Linked DNA regions of Homo sapiens: region 1 is linked to region 2. The links are chromatin loops, found by intact Hi-C in ENCODE. Cell type or tissue: GM12878. All regions are shown on one strand. Each heading gives the region's core, and the rest is flanking DNA. Links, peaks and the distances in the headings are about the cores only. Region 1 overlaps IMMP2L (inner mitochondrial membrane peptidase subunit 2). Region 2 overlaps LOC105375451 (a long non-coding RNA gene).

Region 1 (12,038 bases), core at 2,191-10,190, 660 kb after region 2:
ATATCGCCTTCCAAGAGTCAGATTCTCTATCAAAATACAGTAACTCTGTTTCTAGTTTCATATCATGCATTCTGCTCATACTAGAATATTATACCTTTGTAGGATTCTTCTTTTCTTTCTGAGAAAGGAGTGATGCTTTAATTATTTATATCTGAGTTTTGCTATCCACTAGATTAACTAAAATGATTTTTTGTAGTTCAATTCACAGCTAGACCTGTGAACTGGCAGCTTATAACTTCCTCTATCATCATTTTTCCATCGAGTGGAAGTCAACATACTTCTTCACCTGAGGTCATGCAGTATAATAAGTGACACAAAAGAAAAATGCAAAACTTAGCTCATTGGTCTCAAATTTCATTATTTATAATAAGCTTTCCTTGTATCTAGTTCCAAATTTTAGACACTTTTTTCCCCTCATGCATTCTCTTTTAAATGATGAAGATGAAAATAGTCTGAATACAATTTCATTGCTACTATGAGCATCAATTTTCAATGAAATTCATCAATCTTCTTCAGTATGAATAAGCTGCTAGCCCTGCAAAGTTAATTGATGAAAGCTGTAATTTGCTTTTCAAACTGAGGATGCTGAGCCAAACCTAAAACTTTAGTAGAAGCGTTCTATATTAGCTGTTTGTAAAACTTCAGCATTTCTTGCTATGTCACCTCCTGAAAGGGCTATCAGGGGAGTCCTTCAACTTGACTGTCCTACAAAACAAAATCTGAATGTAAAATTAAAGCAAAAATGTTGCTGAGGATTCCTCCAGTGATTAAAAATGGAGTTTAGAGAGCTCACATCAACATACATTTTCTATTCAAAATGAAGTTTTTTTTTTGAAAGTTATAAGCAATTAGACAACTAAAAAAAGAAATTCAATTTTGAGGTGATAAAAGGTTAAAGTATTGTGAATCATGAATAACCTAACATGTAAGAAATAAAGAAGGACATGTATAATTTAAAATTAAACTTTTGGGGTTTTTTTCCTGCTACTTCTTACATACAACAAAGACGAGGAAGAGGAGGAGAAAGAGAAAGAAGAGGAAGATGTTGGGCAACATTTATTTAACATGCTCCACAGCCCGGACCCTGGGTAAGCTCTTTGTACAACTCACCTCATTTCACTTTGATTCCATGAGGGAACTGAGGCTTGAAATGGAGAAGCATTTGCCCAACTTCACTCATTGGAAAGGTCCTGATTTGAACCCTGAATGTCTGACTCTGAAGCCCATGTTATGGTGTCTTCCTTAGCATGTATTTCTTTTTTTTAAATTTCAATAGCTTTTTGGGAAACAGATGGTGTCTGGTTACATGAATAAATTATTTAGAGGTGATTTCTGAGATTTTGGTGCACCCATCACCCAAGCAGTGTACACTGTACCCAATGCCTTATCACATATTTCTTAGAATAAGCATAATATATTTATCCTTAGAGAAGCATTTGACTTTTTATGCAGAAGCATCTAACAACAGGCTCTTTCTACAGTTTTAAACTTCTCAGCCAAGATCAGGAGTATATATATATAATAATATGCTTAAACTTTATATATAATAAAATATATGTAATGAAAATATATATTAAAATATTTATAACATATACAGATTTAAAATAAATACAATAAGTGCATCAAACTTTACAGTTTTACCACATGGTACAACCTGATTAGTATAATATTATTTAATAAATAATATAATGATAATGAACACTTAATATAATTCAACTAATCTAAAAGTATTACTTGTGGATTTTCTACTTAAACATTCTTATTAATCTGTTGAAAATGCATAGAGCCAAAAGATAAAAATTTAGGCTCTGGCTGAACTGGATTAAGGTTTTTTTGTTTTTGTAATTTTAGAAGTGTAATGTATGTAAAAATATCATGGTTGAATTCCAGGAGGATTTATGAACATCTAAGATCTTTATCATTTCTTAGGGAATGGAAATCAGTAATGAAATAAGGAAAGTTTTATTGACCATAAATATCTTGCAAATTGAACAAGTAGAACAATGTTTTAACCTTATTCTTTCAGCCCTGAATGTTGCTCACCAGTTTTGAAAATATTTGAAAACTTTTAAATATCTTTCTATATTTTGTAAAGATGATGAACATTTATAAGTTTAAAATTCCCCCATAAAGAATTTTTCCTGTCCAGAATGGTAACTCCTCCTCCTTGATCACCACATTCTGCCTCCACACCTGCTAGCAGTATATCGAATTCTCAACCCCATTTAAGCATGGTGCTTTCTTTTCACATCATCATATTTAGTTTTTAAGCAATCTGCTGCTCTGGATTTTACTTGATATAGACTTTTATGTCTTTGAAAGAAGAAATATTCTAAGATAATATCTTACCACTTATTCATTTAGACATTTCATCTCATGGTCATTTAATCAATGACCATGATATAGATACATCCCTAGTCATTGAACAGAACCTTGGCATACTGATAAGCGATAATGTCTATAAGATACAACAAGCAGAATCATATATTCGTGTCTGTGATGATGTACTACCAAACTCACTTGGGTACTTTTAATGTATGATCTCAGAATCTGTGAGAGTAACACCTAAGAATCCATACTTATTTTCTGCACAAAGTTACAGAATTATTGGGTTAAGATTCAAGTCTTTTTCTTTTGTCCACTGTCTACCATTTTTGTTGTAGATTTAGTAAAAAAAAAAATTACTTGAGACAATCGTTCGAATTAATACAGAATATACATAGGTACAACAGGTACAATAGGTATACTGTCTTGTATATTTCCTGTGAAATATACAAGAAAAATAAAGGTTCAATAGGTATATTGTCTTGTGTCTTCCCTGAGAAGACTGAGAAGAGGGTATAGCTAAATGAGTTAGGGGTTTGATTTTAAGGGACCTGACTGGGACATTCAAAGTAAATAGTCTCAGTTAATATGTAATAATGTAAGGCTGTGGTAAACATAGTTCCTATCTCTACTGCCCCCAATCTAAAAAGGTATACCATCCACAGTCATTTCTTGGCAGTCAGGTGATATCTGTAGAGTACTAGGTTATGTATCCTTAGGAGAAACATCTACCAAAAATGGACAAAACTCTTCTGCCCACATGTTCATGAACTCTAATTTTCATACACTATATCTCACTCCATATGGAACTCAAATGAGGGCCATGCAGAAACTGCCGCCAATATGATTAATGAGTGAACTCTACACTGCCTGTCAATTTCTTTAAAAAAAAAAAATGAGTCAGAATATAACAAAATCCCTATATTGGGATAGATTTTACAGATTTTAGGTCACTTGTTCAAAGTGACTTACAGACATAATTAGAACCAAAACCAGGTGATTCAATCCTTACCCAGTGGGTATTTCATAGCACATTGACTATGATTATAGTTTTAAAAAGTTTGGACCATATGCTCCTGTCAAATCATTCTTTTTTTTAATGCATCATGATGACCAAAACTTCCCAAACTCAACCCTATAGAGAAACTCAGCAGTGCCTTATCTGTGAAGGGCCCATATTTGTGGAACCTCTTAGCTGCTGGAGTTTAGCAGAAGCACAATTCACTGTCATCCAGTCAGTTTTCAAGATGTCTCTTTAGATTGTCATTTTATTGACAGTAATGTGTTGCTGCTGCTTTACATCAAACATGTTAATTACTTGAGTCTGGAGTTTTGAATTTTTGCCCTAAAGTGATTTTAGCTGAAGCATTATTTTGTTTTGTTTAAATCAGTCAAATAAAAGAGAGAGAGAAAAATTACTAAATGGAAGCCCACAAGTATAATAAAAGAATGGAAACCACAGAAATAGCAAGTTTGAAGTTTCATACCTATCTAAAAAATAAATAGAATAATCCAGCTTCTTCGTGCTATTCTATTAGAAACTTCCACTACTCTGGGACATTCCATCTCAAATTTAAAAAGCTCCGAAACCATTCTTCACTAATCCTCTTTGCTAGGGTCATAAAAGACTTCATAATATGTATAAAATAATTACAATCTTTGAAATTATAAATCTCATTGTAAACTTATTTTTTTAAACGTTAATTAAAACCCCAATGTCCCAATTTCCCCTTAAAAGACCATATAGTATAGGACAATGAGCACTCAAGCCCTTGAGTTGCTAAAATTTAAAAATTGCTGACAATAACATGGTCTTTTTTAAGACTACAGTGTCCATTGATCATAGTGACTTCACAGTTTTCATTTCTCTCTTATTTGTACTCTAATTAGCATTTTGCGTGAGTACTAATGAATGTTGTTAAATTTTAACAATATCTATTAGACTTTGTTTCCTGCAAAATGTAACTATATCTCAAGAAATAACAACTGCATTACTCCATCATCTCAAAAAACCTGTATTAGCATTTCTGCAGATTTATGGTTAATAATTGTACTTCTTTATCTCTATCTATTCCGTTGCCAACAAGCATACACGTATACATTTACACTTTCACACACAGACCAATATTGGATTTTTTCAAATATTTGCCAACTGCTAATAGTTTTTACCAGTTTATAAATATTTAACTAAGTCTAGCCACACTGATTTGCACCTGCTTTCCAAGGATTTTTTCTTCTTCTAAGACATGTCATATAACTAACATGGTAAATAGCGTGATACATTTTTAGAATTATTTTCACAGAAATAACCAGAAAAATATCGATTAGGCAAGTAAAATTCTACAACCTTTTATGATAATCAGAGCCAAATGACATTTAAGTAGTTCTATTTTGTTCTGTCATTTCTCCTGTTCCAATATTTTCACCTGTAAGTTTAAGTTACAGCAAATTCTAATGAGTTCTTATCCGTATGATGACTTCTTAATATGATAGTGATTAACATTTAGTAACCACTCTGTATGTGTCGGGTGCAGAAGAACTTTTTTATACTATGAACTTTTAACGCATTATTTTATTTAATTTTCACAACATTCCTTTCAAGTAGGTACCATTATCACTCACCTTTCAGTAGATGAGGAAACAATGACATGGCAGCAGCACAGAAAGAACGAGAGTCCATGCCTGATCCCTTAATGACTAGGCTGCTTCTATTGAACACCATTTTGAGAGTACCAGAGAGCAAAATAAGGCATTTGTATTGGCAATTCAAGAAATTTTAGGGTTAAATGTGGAACAAAATGGGAACACTGAAAAGTGGTACTCCTGTAATATGTGTGTGAAATGAAAAGTTACATTTTCATTTTCACTTCCCCAGCATAACAACTCTTCATATCTCTGAGTTTGGGCCTATATTCAGGCAACTTTTTTGAAAGGCAAATTTGCTGGAGGATACCTTCCTTCATTCATGCATGCACATACCTGCCTTTACTATTCGCATCTTGAGCCAATTTTGCAGAGTTGGAAATGATGAAACTCCAGGTAGGGGAGAGACAAAAGTCATATGATTTTCCTTCTCCCACTCCCTCTGTGTCCCAATTTCCTGTAAATGTTTACTTCTGTAATCCACAGTTCAAATTTATTGTAGAGAATGAAACAATTTCTTTTGTTATCTGCTTTAGATTTACCAAACTCTACATTTTGTTCTAGAAATTGTTCTCACTTCTGTTGATAATGCTCCATGTTTATATATTTTGATATGATGTCACTTTAGTAACTAATACCATCACTTCTATTGAAGCTGATATCAATTTTTTAAAAGGCTGAGGGGACATTATATGTGAAACTACTTAGTATGGTTGCCAGCAATAGTTGTAAATCATGCTAAATAACAGAAAAGTCTCATCATTAATCCCCCTATCTAGTCTTTTTGATTCGGGGAGCAAATGCTAAAGAAAAATTTTTAAATGTGGAGAAAAGGAAAATTAATAGCAGGGATGAAAAGTGTGAAGGACTTGTCACAAGCGATGAGATGTTAATGTATTCACAATAAGCTGTAAGCTACACTTCCTATCAAATTAAAAATATGCATAGAAATACCCAGCCTCGCATCTCATTGGAAGCAGGGCAAAATCTATTTAGAACGAGAGGGTCATGGCTTCTAGAACAGTGGGGAAGACAGAAAAAGAAAGCAGAGAGAAGGGGACAGTCTCTCACACAAAAGAGGAAGAAAAACAAAAAGAAGAGATGGGGAGTTCCAAATATAATGGCTGTTACAAGTGATTTGAGTCTAAAATGTGAATCTACTTGCCAGAATGCAAAGAGCAGAGAGGCATGACCATAGAATTCCAGAAGCTCCCAGTCCAGAGCTATTTCCTATTTCCTTACTAAAGGTCTCATTGAGACAAAAATATATTCTTAACTCTGTAGACTGTAAATATGTGTTTTCAAATAAAATAACCACAAAACCTTTGAAGTGCCCTTTAAAAATTAATTTGATTCTTCTTCATGAAATAAAGAATTCTTATGTCAATAGGCTGAAAAATTACAAAACAGATGTCAAATAACCTTCATTTTGCAACAACCTTCTATGAATCTGACATCTAGTTATTTCAGTTAACATCATGTATAAAACTCAGAAACTCCGAAATTATGCATCCAAAGAATGGAATACTAATTCATGACAGCATGTTGAAAAGAGCAGATAGAACAATACACCACAACAGTACATAAATTGACCAAATGAGACTGCATACGTTACCATCTTCCATGACAACAGAAACTTACTGACGGACAATTTACATCTGGTTTGCTCCCTTATTCTGCAAATCACAAAAATGGGTTGCTGTAGCAACTGCCACATGCAATTTAGCTGGCTGGGGGGAAAACACCCTTAGAGTACTTTCTAAGAAACAAATACAACATGTATTTTTGTTGTTCCTCCTATCCTAAATTGAACAAATCTCCTGACAGGTCTATTTTCCCATAGCTTTAAAAATGGGCTTGCTCTCTGTTGTTTGCATTTGTATTATGTGTACTAACAATTTATGCAAAAGGTGAAAAGAAAAAAAAATCCATAAAAATATAAAAGAAATAGATAGAGATGCCTATATCTAGTCACATGAATGTGATAGGGCCATTGTCTTTTATAGCATCCCCACTTTTTATCACTGACAGCTCTTTTAGCCAGTTTAACTCCACTGATGTATGTATCAAATCTACGCATGACACTCCCAGGAATACACAACATCTCAATTCCTAATGCACCAGCAAGGGCAAGCTTATTTTTCTGAATCAGAAACAAGAGCAAGTACAAATAATAGGCAGTTAATTTTCTTAGAAACATATTTGTAATATCACAGTAACACATAACATAGTCTTTTTCCAAGGATACAGCAGAGGACCTTAGAACATATAATACCAACATTGGTGCACATTGGAGCAGACAAATTAGCACCTACATGCTAAATAAAATGGGAGGAATACTCATCCTTTACCTACTTACTTCTCAATTGGGAACTAAGAGAAGAAGCAAAGTACCTGGAACACTCAAAGCCCTGAATGTGGAACAATTGAAGCACAAGTCATTGTTCTCCTTATTTAATGGCAAGTTTGACAACTTTTCAAACTCTACAGACATTGGTCTGATGTGGGAAGGTCAACTTTTTTGAAGGATCTTAACTATCAGCCCTTGAAATAATAGAAATCTCTTCTCTCTGGAAACTCACTGGTTTTGAGAAACTCTCTAAGAAAAACAGTCCAATTAAAAACAAACAAATAAAATGAAAAACAGATATGTCTTCTACCATCACCATTTTTGCCATGTGGAAACTTCTCATGAACTTCTCACTGCCCCAGGCTTGAGTGAAAGGCTTGCTATTTTGAGGTGGAGACTCAAATAGGGCAAGAGTTGGTGAAGTATGGCTGCTAAGAGATGTGAGGGACTTATAAATAATATTAAGATAACAGGAATTAAAGTCTCGGTGTGTGAAAATACTGTATATCTAGGATGCACATAAAAACTGCCCTTACAGATCTTGCAGGGAAAAGTACCTGACTATACTGTATAAGACTTCTGCTGTACCATTTAATCATACCAAAAAAAATGGAATCAACACACAAATAGATTTCTTTTCCACTGTTCTCAATTTAAAAATAATTGGAGAAATGTGTGCTTTGTTTAGAAGAGTAAAGGAAAACATTCATTCAATAGTACCATGCAGAATGATTTGCTTAATAGCATTTCTAATATGTTATGCATGTATTCAATCTACTTCTTTCTATATTAAAATGCAAAAACAATTACTCTGGATGTAAATCCTAGAAAACAATCAAAGTTTCTATTAAATCAGAGAAGAGACAGTTAAGCTGCAATGTGATTTGCAGATGCTCATGAATAGACAATACTTAGAATCTCTCTCACTAGAATGTGAAAAAGATAGGTGGGAGAGATTCAGAAACTTCCTTCTTTCCCCTTTCCCTCTCTCTCCTTCCCTCCCTTCTTCCTTCTCTCTTTCCTCTCCCATTTTTACTTTCTTTTTAGACAGACTTTGAAGAAAAGTTTTTATATAAAGTCTAATAATTTAAATTATATGGGCATGTAAAATTGCCTTATATTACAACGCCAGCCCTACAGCAGGTAGAAAATTCCTTTCAACATTCTGTTGTAAACAGTTTAGATTCAACTGATCAGTCACAGGGGAATATGGGCAGTTTCAACCTCTTACCACCTTTGTCTCTAAAAAGAAATTCTGGATAGTTCTTTGTATACTTATATTAAAGCCATTTCTGTTCATTAAAAACTCAATATAAGCATGTTGAAGAAGGGGCAATGGAACATGAAGCAATGAATAAAAAGATTCTGTGCATGTATAACAAGCATTCTGTATTTTACTTTATCTGAATAGAATTTTAGAATCTACATGCTTTAATTGGGGCACTAGTAAAGTAATAATCTCAAATATGAAATACAATAGATGCGTTTCATGCTCTGATTAAATGTCAAGGCCACAGATTTGTTATTTCAGATCTAGTGAGTAATAATTTTGTTGGCTAATAATGAACTCCCAAAGATTTATTTGCAACATTTGGCTGTTGCAACATTTCAAAGCTCTTGGTCAAGCTGTAGTATTTCCAATTCTGCAGATAATATTATAGACTCTAGCATGCAAAGCTTAAACTTTTAAGTAAATTTTACTAGTTTCATGTGTGCTGCATAGATTTAGAGTTCTGCTGAAATTTTGCACCAAAAATATTTCCCAGTCTCAACTTACAGCAGATATTGTCTTGATTTGCATCAACTTTTTCTTAACCGAGTATATATGGCTTTCTTTACAATACTGTTTTTGTTTTTATTGTTGTTGTTGTTGTTTTCTCCTAAAGTACAGTGTCTTCTGTAAGTGTCACTTTCTAGTGCAGATTCTTAACCCCAGTCTGGGTTTGGAGACAAAAACCTCACAGATTGTTGATGTATTCCATTTGATCACTATCAGCTGGCAACAAGCATGGTCTGGCCTGCAGCCACATCAAACCAATTTTCTAGAGGACTTTTCTCAGTACTTAACACTCAATTATATTAATGTTTATTATTGCTCTTTTTGTTGTTGATACAGCTTTTTACATTAATTCTGAAAGTCTGTGGCACTTTCAATCATTAAGAATACATTTTAACCTAAATTACATGGTTTTCTATGTTCTCCAAATACAAATGTCACAAATTTTAAGAAACTAATCTGTATATATTATACCCCCACTACACTGTGCTATTACTAGAGATATAATATATAAAAATCAATTGAAAACTATATCTCAAGTAAAAAAGATATACGAACAAAACATACATATCTCCATTAGTTTCCTCACAACAGATTTATTCGAGATATAATGAGAGTAGACATTGGCTTAGAAGAAATTTATGATTCTTTTTAAACAATCACAGATTTAATTATACCCTTCTAAAGTGGGTATTGTTACACTTTTGTAATCTCCTGAATTTAAAAAAAACATATTTATTTCTGTTTGCCAAGCTTACATCATCACTCAATAGTTCATGCATACAAACCACATGAGTCAATTCAGCATTCACCAACAAAACAAAGGTCACAAATGAGTACCTCGTACAGCAAATTTTTTTAAATGTATAATAAGATGGAAATTTATAATTAAAAGCAACTGATATTCATTCATTCATTCAGTAGATATTTATTGAACAACAATAGCAGGCAATATTCTAGCTAGGCATTGGAGATCCATAGCTCTGAATAAAACGGAAACAACTTTAATAAAGCTAACATTCTAGTGGAGATGATGGGAAGTAAGCAATAAACAAAAAGCAAATAATTTCTAGCAGTCTTAAATGATCTATAAAGAAAACAACATGGTGAGAATAAGAATGACTTTAGGGGATATTTTAAGTAAGGTGGTCCGTAAATAAGGTATTATCAAGAAGAATTAAAGACCAAATTAAAGAACAAACATCTAGAATGTGTAAAACATTTTCAGTACAATTTAACATGTTCATTGCCAGCTACATGATAAACCATTAACTTTCCTTCCATAATTAAGTTTTTTTTTTCAAGTCAGGTTTCCAAGGTATGACGGAGGCACATCTCATACAAGAGCAAGAAAACCCAATCATCATGCTTACGAACTACAAAAGCATCTTAATTAAGTTTTAAAAGAAAGTATCATTTAATTTCACTGTGCAAAGAAGACAAGTCAGCACACAAGTATAGGCTTACTCAGTGAGTAAGACATAGGTCTAGACATGAAGGTGTTTCATTAACAACTAGTAAGGGGGCAATCAAGTACATATATATCTGCGACACAAAGCTTTATTACACAGAGCTCACAGGAAGAGACCTGAAAATGGAGTCAAGGACCTGGAATAGAGTTCAGGAGCCATCACTGATAATGCCCCTTCAACTTTCACCACCTCATGAAATCTCTCTGAGTTATCACCTGTAAAGTGGGTATAACTGCACATGCTGACAGGATTATTAGGGGAATCAGATAAGGTCATATATGAAAATTGAACTGAATTTGTACATTGTAGCACAATATGACTGTGACTACTATCGCTGTTTTCATTGTTTGTTGCTATTGTTATATGATGGAAAACTGAAGTTAATGGAAAGGGCCCTTAAAAAGTCTTCAGGGGCTGGGCGCGGTGGCTCATGCCTGTAATTCCAGCACTTTGGGAGGCCAAGGTGGGCGGATCACAAGGTCAGGAGTTCAAGACCGGCCTGATCAATATGGTGAAACACTGTGTCTATTAAAATTACAAAAGTTAGCCAGGCATGATGGATGAACACCTGTAGTCCAAGCTACTCAGGAGGCTGAGGCAGGAGAATCGCTTGAACCCAGGAGGTGGAGGTTGCAGTAAGCTGAGATCACGCCACTGCACTCCAGCCTAGGCAACACAGTGAGACTCTGTCTCAAAAAATAAAGTCTTTAGGATCTGAACTATACTAAAATATGCAAAGATAAGTAAAGCATCAAAGATCCTATCTGTTCATGGATATTAGACATGAAGACATCATTAGGGAAAATGATATTCTTTTTCAAATCTTTGTTTCTCCACACAATTGATAGGAATCAGTCATTAAAGAAAACCTCAAAACTAATATTTTTCAAGTCCATATTCATTATTATGACAAAGTTTAATTATGCTTCTCATATATTTAGAATAGCTTTTATTCACTGAAATAATATCTTATCTTCCAAGAAAACATAAACAATACCAGGAATGATCACAAATATAGATTATATCTTACTAACCAGTGTCATGAATTAGAATTAACAGAAATCATGAAAAAGTTTTATTCGTTTTTCAGTTTGGATGTTGAGCTCCAAGCCCAAAATGGTTTAGCATAAACTTTACTACATAACTGTCTTGAAGAATATATATAAAAACATAAGTATAAATATCAAACATATAAGTATAGAATACAAATAACTTAAAGTTCAAAGAATGTTTCTACATATATGAAATTAATGTTGAGTAATTCTTGACTGAGCAATGTGAACTATTTCTGCAGTAGACATTACTGATATTAATTTAATACCAGTTATTTAATTATAAATTTCCTTCACAAAATAATTTTGTCTTGGCATATTGGAACAGTAAAGTTAGGTGAATGTCCCAGATCAAATTTAAGGGATTCCAGATCTTAAATCATGTGACTGTGAAGGGAAAATTTCTTCTCCTAACTCAG
Region 2 (12,038 bases), core at 1,505-9,504:
ATAACTCCCTTTCATATATACATCTATCCTATTAGTTCTTCCCTAGTCTTATCCTCCTCTGACTCTCTTCTGCCTGCCTCTTCTACTGTAAAAGACACTTGTCATTTCACTGGGCCTACCCTGATAATCTAAAATAATCACCGCATCCTACATCTTAATCACATCTGCAAAGTTCCTTTCGCCTGTAAGATAACATATTCTCAGGTTCCAGGAATTAGGGTGTGGAGATAATTAGAGGCCATTATTCCACCTACTGCAATAAGTTACTCAGTACATCCCAATAATCTAGTATTCTAGTTGAGGTTTCATCAAAATTTACAGAGAAGCAATACAGTTATCTAAGCTACTTACATTTCAAATTTAGCCACAACAGATTACTCTAGCCCTCTCTTTCAAAAAAAAAAAAAAAAATCTACTGTAGGGCATTAATTACTTTCAGTAAACACCTACACAGCCCCAACTTAATTACAATCTTTCTACTTATATTTTATTATATGTGGATTTGTGTTTTTTTAATTAAAAAATAATGTATTCTGTCAAAAATGCAAATTAAGTCATAAATACCAACATTGATTTTACAAGAAATTACTAAATATCTTTCCTTTGATTACAAACCTCAATAAAGATATTCTGGCTTTAGAAATATTAATTCACTAATCCCATTCACTCTGGATTTACTGAAAGGAAAACAAAAGTATTTCAAAGGGCTTGCCACTGTGATGGACATTTCATTTAGCAAGTAGAGAAAGAAACAGATTTTTATGCTTCATGTTGTTCCTATTTATACATTCTTTTTCTTCTATTCTAACTTTTATTTTGGGTTCAGAAGTACATGTGCAGGTTTGTTATATAGGTAAATTGCATGTTGCAGCGGTTTGGTGCACAGATTATCTTGTCACCCAGTTATCAGCATAGTACCCAATATACTGTTTTCTGATCCTCACCCTCTTCCCATCTTCCACCCTCAAGTAGGCCCCGGTGTCTGTTGTTCTTTTCTTTGAGTCCATGTGTATTCCGTGTTTAGCTCCCACTTATAAATGAGGGCATGTGATATTTGGTTTCTGTTCCTGTGTTAGTTTGCTTAAGACAATTGCCTCCACCTCCATCCATGTTGCAGCAAAGAACATGATCTCATCCTTTTGTTGTTGTTATTGTTGCTTTAAAACTTTTTTTTAATTTTATTATTATTACACTTTAAGTTTTAGGGTACATGTGCACAATGTGCAGGTTTGCTACATATGTATACTAGTTCAACCATTGTGGAAGTCAGTGTGGCGATTCTTCAGGGATCTAGAACTAGAAATACCATTTGACCCAGCCATCCCATTACTGGGTATATACCCAAAGGATTATAAATCATGCTGCTATAAAGACACATGTGTACGTATGTTTCTTGTGGCACTACTCACAATAGCAAAGACTTGGAACCAACCCAAATGTCCAACAATGATAGACTGGATTAAGAAAATGTGGCACATATACACCATGGAATACTATGCAGCCATAAAAAATGATGAGTTCATGTCCTTTGTAGGGACATGGCTGAAACTGGAAACCATCATTCTCAGCAAACTATCGCAAGGACAAAAAAACAAACACCACATGTTCTCACTCACAGGTGGGCATTGAACAATGAGAACACATGGACACAGGAAGGGGAAGATCTCATCCTTTTTATGACTGCATAGTATTCCATGTGTATGTGCACCACATTTTCCTTATCCAGTCTAACAATGATGGGCATTTAGGTTAATTCCATGTCTTTGCTATTGTGAATTCTGATGTGATGAACATACATGTACGTGTGTCTTTATGGTAGAACAATTTCTATTCCTTTGGGTATATACCCAATAATGAGATGGCTGGATAGAATGGCAATTTTGTTTTAAGTTCTTTGAGAAATTGTCAAACTTCTTTCCGCAACAGCTGAACTAATTTACATTCCTATCAACAGTCTATAAACATTTCCTTTTCTCTGCAACCTTGTCAGCATCTGTTATTTTTGACTTTCTAATAATGGCCATTCTGACTGGTATGAGATGGTACCTCATAGTGGTTTTGATTTGCATTTCTCTAATGATTAGTGATGTTGAGCATTTTTTCACATGCTTATTGGCCATATGTATGCTTTCTTTTGAAAAGTGTCTCTTCATGTCCTTTGCCCACTTTTCAATGTGGTTGTTTTTTTGTTTGTAAATTTTCTTAAGTTCCTTATAGATTCCAGATATTAGACCTTTGTCTATAAGATGCATAATTTGCAAATATTTTCCAGCATTCTTTTATTAAACAGTGAAATGTATCTATAAGATATGGCAAAACCACCAAGTAGTAAAACTTGTATGAATTAATCAAGCATTATATAAAAACAAAAAAACCTATTCAAAGATGATCAGGCACCATTACACTAAAACTTAAAATTGGTTCTGTAACCTGATTATACAAATATATTCTTCTAATTAGGGTAGATTGATGAAACCCAGGTATTTAGAATGAGTACTCAGAAAAAAAAATGGTTCAATTAATCAACTCACAACCGCTTCCATAGTTCTTTGTACTGTTGATTCTTCTTTATGTGAAAAATTACTCATGAACAACTCATATAAAAGAAAAGTGGCATCCATAAATATGATAGCAGAATATATATGGCAAAAAATATTCAGCAATTTACTCAAAGGAAAGCTGTTTTATTACTACTTATTTTATAATAATGTTCTTGGTACTGGACAAAAACAAAACAGAAAAGCATGATCATTTTGCTCTTGACAAACACTTATTTTTGTATCTAATATTCACAAAAAAGATGAGTATTTGAAATTATGTATAATTAAATGATAATCCATAATCACTCACCATTAAGTAAAACATATGTTAATTAGAGAGTCTAAACTAATTGCAGGCTGTCAGATACATATGAGTAATACAAATTTCTTATTTTCATAATAGTGTATAATTACGTATTTCACAATAGACTAATGGAATTTCAGGAGCCATCACATTGTATGGTGCCTACTTGTTAAACAACACGATGAATAATTTAGAAAGAACTGTTTCCTCCTTTATGCTATCAAAAATGAATTAAAGCCAAATAAAATTCAGGTCCAGAAACCATAGTCACCTTATATCAGTAATCTAAAGAAAAAAGAAAGATCAGGGTGATTCTTTGTCAGGATGATTTTTATTTTTTAGTAAACGTGTAGTGTTCAAGGACTGAATATTGGTATGAAGCACATCCCTATTGGAGCCTATCCAATAGGGTTTATTGGTTGAAGTACCAAATATACTGACAAAATAATAAATTCATCAATTTTAGTAGTAATTGTCCAAAACACATTGAAAATCAATTATTGGTTTCTTCCTTACACCATATTTTGCTTCTGAACAGAATTAATGCAAATGAGAAGGGCAATAATGTGGAGGAACAAAAATAATATTGTCACACTTCTATCATAGGTATCTTTGGCATGGGCTTTTTTAGCCTTATATCAGATTCCAAAAGACATTACACTCCAAAGGCCATAGACATTCTCAGCTCAGTGGGCCACGAGATGGAACACTGAATGTGACAAGCTCAGTCCACAGAGTCAGTACTCACACAAGCCAGGGTTCTACTGATGACCCAGAAATCCAAGTTACTTTATAAAAACCACAACAGCAACATTGGGTTTTCCATACCCTTGTCATTTTAGTCCTATAATACCATAATAACACAATAAAACTCAGGCAGTACCCACATTATAAATTAAGATCTTACCTTTAGCCATAATAGCAGAAGTTAGAGGCCATCATTCTTTTATCAACATTTATTTAGCACCTACTAAGTTTCAGCACTGGGATGATATACTTTCATTTACTATTTAATCTTATCACATGTTATTTCATTTAGCCTTTAAAGGGGAAAGTCTAAGTTATTTTGCAAGTTAAACATACCAACATTTCTATTTTACAAGGGAAAGTTCAAGTATTTATGTAATTTTTGATTCTTTAATTATTCTAATAATCCCTCCTCATCTCTGGTTTTTATTTTGCCTAGATAAAAATGGTCTATGTTTCACCTAAATTCTCTTAGAGGCAATCATATTTTGTTACTAGTGATACTTGTATTGGTTTTAATTGCTAAGTATTAAAATTATCTTTTTTAAGAATAAAAAGTCAAACATAAAAATAAGAAATCAATCCCTTTGGTCTCGACACATTAGTTCTAATTATTAAGTCTGTGAAAATACATCAGCAGTTCTTTTTTTTTTTTTTTTTTTTTTTTTGAGACGGAGTCTCGCTCTGTCGCCCAGGCCGGACTGCGGACTGCAGTGGCGCAATCTCGGCTCACTGCAAGCTCCGCTTCCCGGGTTCACGCCATTCTCCTGCCTCAGCCTCCCGAGTAGCTGGGACTACAGGCGCCCGCCACCGCGCCCGGCTAATTTTTTGTATTTTTAGTAGAGACGGGGTTTCACCTTGTTAGCCAGGATGGTCTCGATCTCCTGACCTCATGATCCACCCGCCTCGGCCTCCCAAAGTGCTGGGATTACAGGCGTGAGCCACCGCGCCCGGCCAGCAGTTCTTTAATGTAATAACAAATAGAAAATATTTGATATTTTCTGACATGCGAGAGGGAAAGAAAATAGGAAAGTGTGTAATAGGGTATTTTTTTTTTTCAGCCAATCTCAGCATTAGTTAACTTCCTGGAAAGAAAAAGTAGGCAGAAATAGGGGAGCTATTTAATGATAATTAGATGACAAGCTGGGATTCTCAGCTTCTAAAATAAACGAGCCCTTTCTCCAAACCATCTGGGAGCAACCAAATTGTCCTTGGTGTTCCTACTACCACAGAGACTTGTCACTTCAAAACAGAGGGGAAGGGCCTGAAAACACATACATGAAAATAGCTCACTGGACTGAGAAATCGTGCTGCAGCCTTGTTGACAGGTCTGAGAATTACAGTTAGGTCATTAACAAGGACTTCAAACTGCAGGGGAAGGATCAGCTGTCATCGTGGCTCCCCCTGTAGGGCAATGGCACTCATTAGAATGAGGTGATTGCATTTCTACTGGGCCTTGACAGGCTGTCCTCAGATACCAACCTAAGACTCCCTCTCTTGTTCATCATTATCAGCAAAAGTATCTGATAGTTTTCCCTCCTTGAGCAGATGTGTAAACTAACAGGAGAATACGGCCTGTCAAAATGACAATGTGCATTGATTCCTCTTATCTTGATGTCTTTGGGAGGACAGCTTATCTCAAATTTACAAAAGAAGGAACTCCGTATCAGTGTTTCTTCTCAGTAAATGACAAGGGCAGGCCTGGTGTATAACTAATTGCCTGTTTCCAAAGCAACATTTAAAATGTAATACAAAGCATTCACCCACTATAAACTGATGAGAGACTACATTTGCTTTTCAATAAATAAAGGCACATTATTTAGAAGGGATTAAAAATACTGTTGCTATTGCAAAAGTATAAAAATATGCATAATTTAAGTGAAATTACAGCATTATAAAATAACTTTAAGATAAATACTAACCTATAAGTTGGTAAAATTATATATTTACCCAATTAAATATATTTGTGGGCTACAAATAATACTAAGATGTATGTTAGCCATGAGGGAAATTTTTTTCTAGACATATATTGGGATTGCTTTAGGATACAGCTCTTAGAAATTCATAACATTTTATTCCTGTACTCTTTACTTTTTCTCTATTTTTATTTCTGAATGCATAAAGGTTGGGACAGTATCATATTTTGTATCAAATGTTGAAAGCTCCCTATTATTTTATAATGTAGGTATTTAATAAGAGTGATTGACCAATGAACAAGAGAAAAAGACAAAATTCAACTCACTGCCTACCACCACCTTCCAGCCATCCCTCCTATACCTATTCTAGAATATAGTGTGAACCTGAAAATTGGAAGGGGAAAGTCGTACACCTGAAAGAAAAAAATAAAAGTAAGTATTATTTATAACTAAGTCCATATTCCCCAAAATGAGCAGCTAAAAATAATACCCTGAGTTCTTTTTCTTTCTTTCTTTTTTAACTTTTATTTTAAGTTCAAGGGTACATGTGCATGTTTGTTACATAAGTAAACTTGTGTCATGAAGGTTTGTTATACAGATGATCTCGTCACCCAGGTACTAAGCCTAGTACCCATTAGTTTTTTTTATTGATCCTCTCCATCCTCCCACCCTCCATCCTCCAACAGGCCCCAGTGTGTGATTTTCCCTTCTATGTGTCCATGTGTTCCCATCATTTAGCTACCACTTATAAATGAGAACATATAGTATTTGGTTTTCTATGCCTGCATTAGTTTGCTAAGGATAATGGGCTCTAGCTCCATCCATGTCCCTACAAAGCACGTGATCTCGTTCTTTTTTATGGCTGCATAGTAGGATGGACTGGGCTCACTCTTTCAGCCCTCCTGCATCTTTGAATCCAGTTCTTAAGCTTAGAGCCTAGAAGCAAATAGCTAGAGAGGAATCATCTATAATTATCTAGTTGTTATGTCTGGGGTATCACATCCATTCTGATCTTGAAGTTTGGATCCATGTTGAAATCAATCTGAACTGTTTGACTCATAGTAATTACTAAGTATGTAACAATGAGCAATCTACAGTATTTAATTTCCCTGTATCTCAGTTTCCTCACCTGTAATGTGGGGATAATGGTATCTATCTCCAGTGTTGCTAGGAAAATAAAATGAGATATTCCACATAAAGTTCTTAAAACAATGCCTGGTACATGGTTAGTTTTCAATAAATGACAGCTATCTTTACAGCGAACACTATTAAATTAAATAATGACTAATAACTATGGTTCAGGCCAGTTCTTCAAAATGGACACTACACATCAGGTAAACCCCATTAGTAAATTATTTTCTGGGATTAAAAAAGATAACCCACTGCCGTAAGATTTTGCACACGTCTCCAAATATGATCACTCTGACTTCTATGAAGTCAAATAAACTCTGAGATCCTGGCTGAATTCTATTCAGACAAATCAATTCCTCTGTTTAGATGATATGTCCTTGAAATGTGTAGCCTCGAAAACAAAAATATTTAGAAAAATGTGGGCTTTGTTGTGATAATTCTCTTTTACAGAGGAAGGGCTGGAGTACAAGAAACACATAACTTACTCTGATAGAGTTGACGCATGCTTTGAATTTTGAGTGCTTTATCTCTATTCTTAATATAGACTATTGATAGGTATTCCCAAATTTATTTGCTAGCTAGCTGTGTAAATAGAAAATACTACATTCCTCCCAGAATACCGGATTTTAAAATTAGAAAGCTCTTCTCCACCTGCCTTCCCACCCAGCCATCCCCCTTCAAAAAAGAAAAAAGGGACCAAAATTATTACTTCAGTACCTGTCTGTCAACTTCAGAGTGAAGGAAAAGAGGAAGCAATCAATGTGACACCAAGTAAATGGTTCATGCCCCCAAACATCAACCGAGTCCCCCATGTGTGTAACGTATAGTTTAGATTGGCATATCAGACTTAAACAAACCGGAGATCTTAATGGGTATTAAGTTTTACAATAATTTCAAGGACAAAAGTAATCAACAGACTCAGACACAGCAGAAAGATCAAGGGCTTTAAGGGCAGTTCTCCAAGTCCTATCTTCCCATGCGAAACATGGACTTCTGGCCCAGAATAATAGATGAAATCTCTAAAAGTGAAGTCTCCAGGGTTACCTCCTATTGCAGCAGGAGTCTTTAATTGTGAAACATCTCCATTTAATATCCTAGAGAATTGTAGAACTTACATGGCATTCTCCAAGATGACATGCCTCATAGATTCTAAAGTCTTTCAAATAATTCATTAGCCAGGGAACAGTACCACTCTCAGACTCAGCCAAGCAGGGACCCTGACCTAGGACCAGCTCCTCAGGTGGTCCTGGAGGGCTCTATGCTTTGAAATCCCTTCACTGAAATGTTCTAAGTCCTCCTCTACAATTTTGTACTGTCCGAAGTTAGCTTCTCAGGCATGGTACCCTGAAACCTCACACCCCTCCAGCAGAGTGCCTTCAAACCTGTTCCTGCATGGATCCTGGTCACCAGAAGCACCTGCCTCAAAATTTTCAGAGTCTCTCTCTGATCACCAGGGCTGGCTTAGACCAACTGTGCTATCTCATCAAGGTGTTACTTCCCAGCACCAGATCCTAAGTGGGTCACGTTGCCAGAAATACTGTCCTCAAAAATGTCCGAGTTCCCCTCTGGTAGTTGGAACTTCCTGGAGTTGGTAGTGCTTTGTAGTTAGGGTGCCACATGTGCTGTGCTTTCCATTTCTTCTCTTTGAGGCACTCTCTGATCCTCTATATTATACGTGAAATTGACCAGTTGCCTGGAAGAACTCTGGGACTTGCATCTTTGATATTGCTGTGTGGTTCAAGGGCACGGTTCTAATTCAAGAAAATCAGCATTAAAAGCAGATTACTCCCAATAGAAAGCCCTAATATTTCTTTTATTAGATCTCATGAGATTCAGTCATAGAATGTGCTTACACACAGATTTTTTTGTGGTTCTCACTCATGTCAGACAGAGGACAAGTTCAGGACTCCGGATTTCTGAAAGTTCAACACAAACCCTTGGGGATAAGCCATTTGTTTGGGCCTGTATTATCAGCTCTCACCTGTGCATGTACTGACAGTGGTGCTCCCTATAGTTTTAGTACCCAAGAGTGGTGGAGGTGGTGGCAGGCATCCCTTACCCTGTGTACCTCCCCTCTAGTGCTAGCACTCAAGGCAATCACTCTACCTCTTCAGCAGGCTCCACACTTCCAAGGTGGCCACATCTATCTCTTCTAAGGATTTTTTTCAAGCATTGCTTTGCAACACCAGTGGGCAATTTTAATTAATGACCTGTCTTACCTCCAATTAATGTGGTGATGTCGTGTTCTCCAGGGTCAGTCTTTTTTTTTTTTTTTTTTTTTGAGACGAAGTCTTGCTCTGTCACCCAGGCTGGAGTGCGATGGCGCAATCTCGGGTCACTGCAACCTCTGCTTCCCAGGTTCAAGCAATTCTCCTGTCTCAGCCTCCTGAGCAGCTGGGACTAAAGGGGCATGCTACTATGCCTGGCTAATTTTTGTATTTTTTTTTTTAAGTAGAGAGGGGGTTTCACCATAATGGTCAGGCTGATTTCAAACTCCTGATCTCAGGTGATTCACCTGCCTCAGCCTCCCAAAGTGCTGGGATTATAGGTGTGAGCCACCGCGCCCGGCTTCTCCAGGGTCAGTCTTAAGCAGATCTGGACAAAGGACAAATATCCCTTGTACAAATGAGATCCTTCTTTTTGCTCTGCCCATGAGTCCCTTGCTTTTTACTTACTGTTGTTGGCGAGTGGAAAGCAGAGATGTTATCAACATTGAAAGACATTACGTCATAGGAACGCAGTGATGATTGCCTGAAGAGTTTAACATGGTTGGAATATGTTCTTCTATATTTATGCTATAACATTCTAAATAATACATTTAACATAACCAGAAAATATGTTATTATTCATATTTTCTTGCATACACTGTGAAAGACTTACATTTGTGGTCATCACCCCCAAAGCACAGTAATAACATTTGAGACAGTCCTTAGAATTCCATATTCATGGGTGGTATGATGGAGAATGCAGCACCCTGAGTAATAACATAATCGTCACTAACAAGATGGCATTAGGGAACTATAGAACCAAGAAGATCAGTGGTGTTTCAATACAAATAGGTTTGAAGATCCATGACATTGTGAATAATAACAGTAAAGCTACATTTTTCTTGTGGTAGAAAATATAAAATTTGCCAAGAAGGACACATTTGACAAGAAAGCACATGAAGAACATGGCTCCTGGAATTGAACAAAAAGAAAAGATGACTGGGCATTATAAAATATTATAATGTGCTCTGATCAGAAAATAAGCAAATATTTCAGTACCACTTCTCTGCTCATTATTATACATTTTCGTCAATATATCTCTATATTTTACATATATGTATTAATTTTGTAATACATTATATATTGAATCAAATTGTTTGTACACCCCCAGTGCATCTCCAGAAAATATTTACCTGGGGCTTCAAATGCCCTAGGGGCAGTCCTGTAGGGAACATCCTCATAGGAATACTAAACAGATAAAGTCTCTTTTCCTTGGGTAATATTATTACTCTATATACTCTAGGTTCCAGTTGACAAAGAGATTTGATGGGATCACCTGCCTTTTTTTCTTTCCCCTTGGGATATCACACAGAATAGAACACAAACAAAACACAGATCAGCTGCTTCAATTCCTTTAATTTTGCAAAGAACCCCTTAAAACACTGCCTATGTTTGGATTCCCACTTCACTCCTTACTAGCTGCATGACATCAGTTATTTAACCTCTTTATGTTTCAATGAACAGTACTTATTACATGTAAAGCATTCATATGTTTCACAAATATTTATTGAACACTCACTATATACCACATAATTGTCTAGGTGGTTGAGAAACATCAGTAACAAAAGCAAAGATTCATATCTTTACGAAAATTCTTCGGAACTTCTTCCCATCATCATAGCCTTTTTCCTATATGCTTTGTAAGTTTTTTCATCTTTAAAGAAAATTCTGCTTAAAACGCAAATATTCTACATGGAAAATACAGTTACACATACCAAACAAGAGCCTAATTATTAGTAAGTATCCAAGTAAAGCTCAGTTGGTAACTAAAACCACAATAATGAGATGCTGGTCAAGTCTCATCAGGTTGGGGCAGTGGTGCACGAGTAAACTGGTGCAAAAGAAAAGTTTTCATGTGTAGATTTTGCTGATTTCTATGAAATATTCCCAGTGTGGCCATTTTCAGGTTACCAACAGTAGCTTGCAACCAGCTTGCAAAATTCCTGAATTTTTAACAATCAGCTCAACAGTATAAGTTGGTCTCAGCTTATCAACTGGGTTGGGAAGAAGTGGGCAGTAGGATCAAAGCAAAGCAGACAGAAAGGAGATCCAGCAGAAAGGTAGACATTATGTCAAGGAAATTTTGTCCTATACACAAAAACACATAGACTGGGTTCTGGTCTTCTCCACGCCTTTGCATTCCACACGCAGATGAGTTTTTAAATTTGCTAATAAAAGCATTCAATGTTATTTAGAAAAAATAATAGCTAAAGCAATCCGCTGACCTTAGCCTTAACAAAAGCACTAATTAACCACCTAGTAAAATAATGTCAAAAGAAGGTAATATTCATCCAATTTAAATAAAGTGGTAATCCTAATGTATTTCAGCACTAGTGAGAGTGTATCTGACATATTTTGACTACTTTGGACATAATATTCATACACAGGTACACACAAATGTATACACACATAGCAAACATCACAAAGCATTTACCATATGCCAGGAACCATCTTAAGAATGAATACAACTTCTATGAGGGCAAGGATATTTATTTTAGCCATTGATGTTTCTCAACCATCTAAAAGACTGTGTGATTCATGGTATATAAATATTCAATAAATATTTGGTAAACAAATGAATGCTTTACTTATAATAACTAATCTGAGGCAAAAAAAAAGGTTCAAATAACTGTCCAAGTTCATGCAGCTACTAAGAAGGGGAACTGGAATTCAAACACAGGCAGTCTTTTAAGGGGTCTTTGCAAAACTAAAGACTAGAAAGAGGAAGAGAAACAAGTGTGAGTTGCCAGAAATTTAAATGGTAGAATGGTTAGCAGATCTAAGACCATTTAGTTTAGAAGAGACAAAACTCAAGTTAGAATTGTTTTGACCTAGTGAAATATTAATTGTTTTGATAATATTGCCCAGTACCTCAGGGTACTACCTGGAATAGGAAGTGAGACAAAGAGGAATCTAATATAATAGATTCCAGTGAGTCAGAATTTCAATTCAAAATAAGAAGTTTCTGGGAATTATCACTGTCCAACAATGCAGTAGAACAGAGAACAAACAAGTGACCTAACCTCTCCCGACTCCTTTCATGGAAAAGTATTCAGGCAGGGGACAAAGACATGGTCCTTGCGTGAAGTGGGAAGTTAGACTACATGGCCTCTAGGATTTTCCCAGTTCTAAG

The links. Hi-C counts contacts between places; a loop is a spot of excess contacts. Peaks named below come from ENCODE experiments on the same cell type or tissue, not always from the same donor. Only the 100,000 strongest peaks of a DNase experiment are listed, where the experiment ranks them.
Region 1: a loop joins it to region 2, with 2.0 times the contacts of the local background. A loop is called at or near these places in 4 of 110 quality-filtered maps.

Annotation. Positions count from the first base shown.
Region 1 is chr7:111,098,875-111,110,912 of GRCh38, forward strand. The region is part of intron 3 of IMMP2L (inner mitochondrial membrane peptidase subunit 2); the gene reads right to left. LRRN3 (leucine rich repeat neuronal 3) reads left to right here. Exons shown (of 3, transcript NM_001099658.2): 2 at 1,007-1,088. It also overlaps the pseudogene LOC124901853. Among named protein-coding and RNA genes, the nearest start is that of LRRN3, 14 kb to the left of the region's middle. RefSeq lists an enhancer at 5,110-5,209. In GM12878, for the core only: no CTCF peak of the experiment used is centred there; no DNase peak of the experiment used is centred there; H3K27ac peaks cover 323 bases.
Region 2 is chr7:110,437,514-110,449,551 of GRCh38, forward strand. The region is part of intron 3 of LOC105375451 (a long non-coding RNA gene); the gene reads right to left. LOC105375450 (a long non-coding RNA gene) reads left to right here. Exons shown (of 3, transcript XR_927862.3): 2 at 5,777-5,939. Among named protein-coding and RNA genes, the nearest start is that of LRRN3, 650 kb to the right of the region's middle. In GM12878, for the core only: a CTCF peak has its summit at 4,995 (motif pointing left); a DNase peak (open chromatin) is centred at 4,951.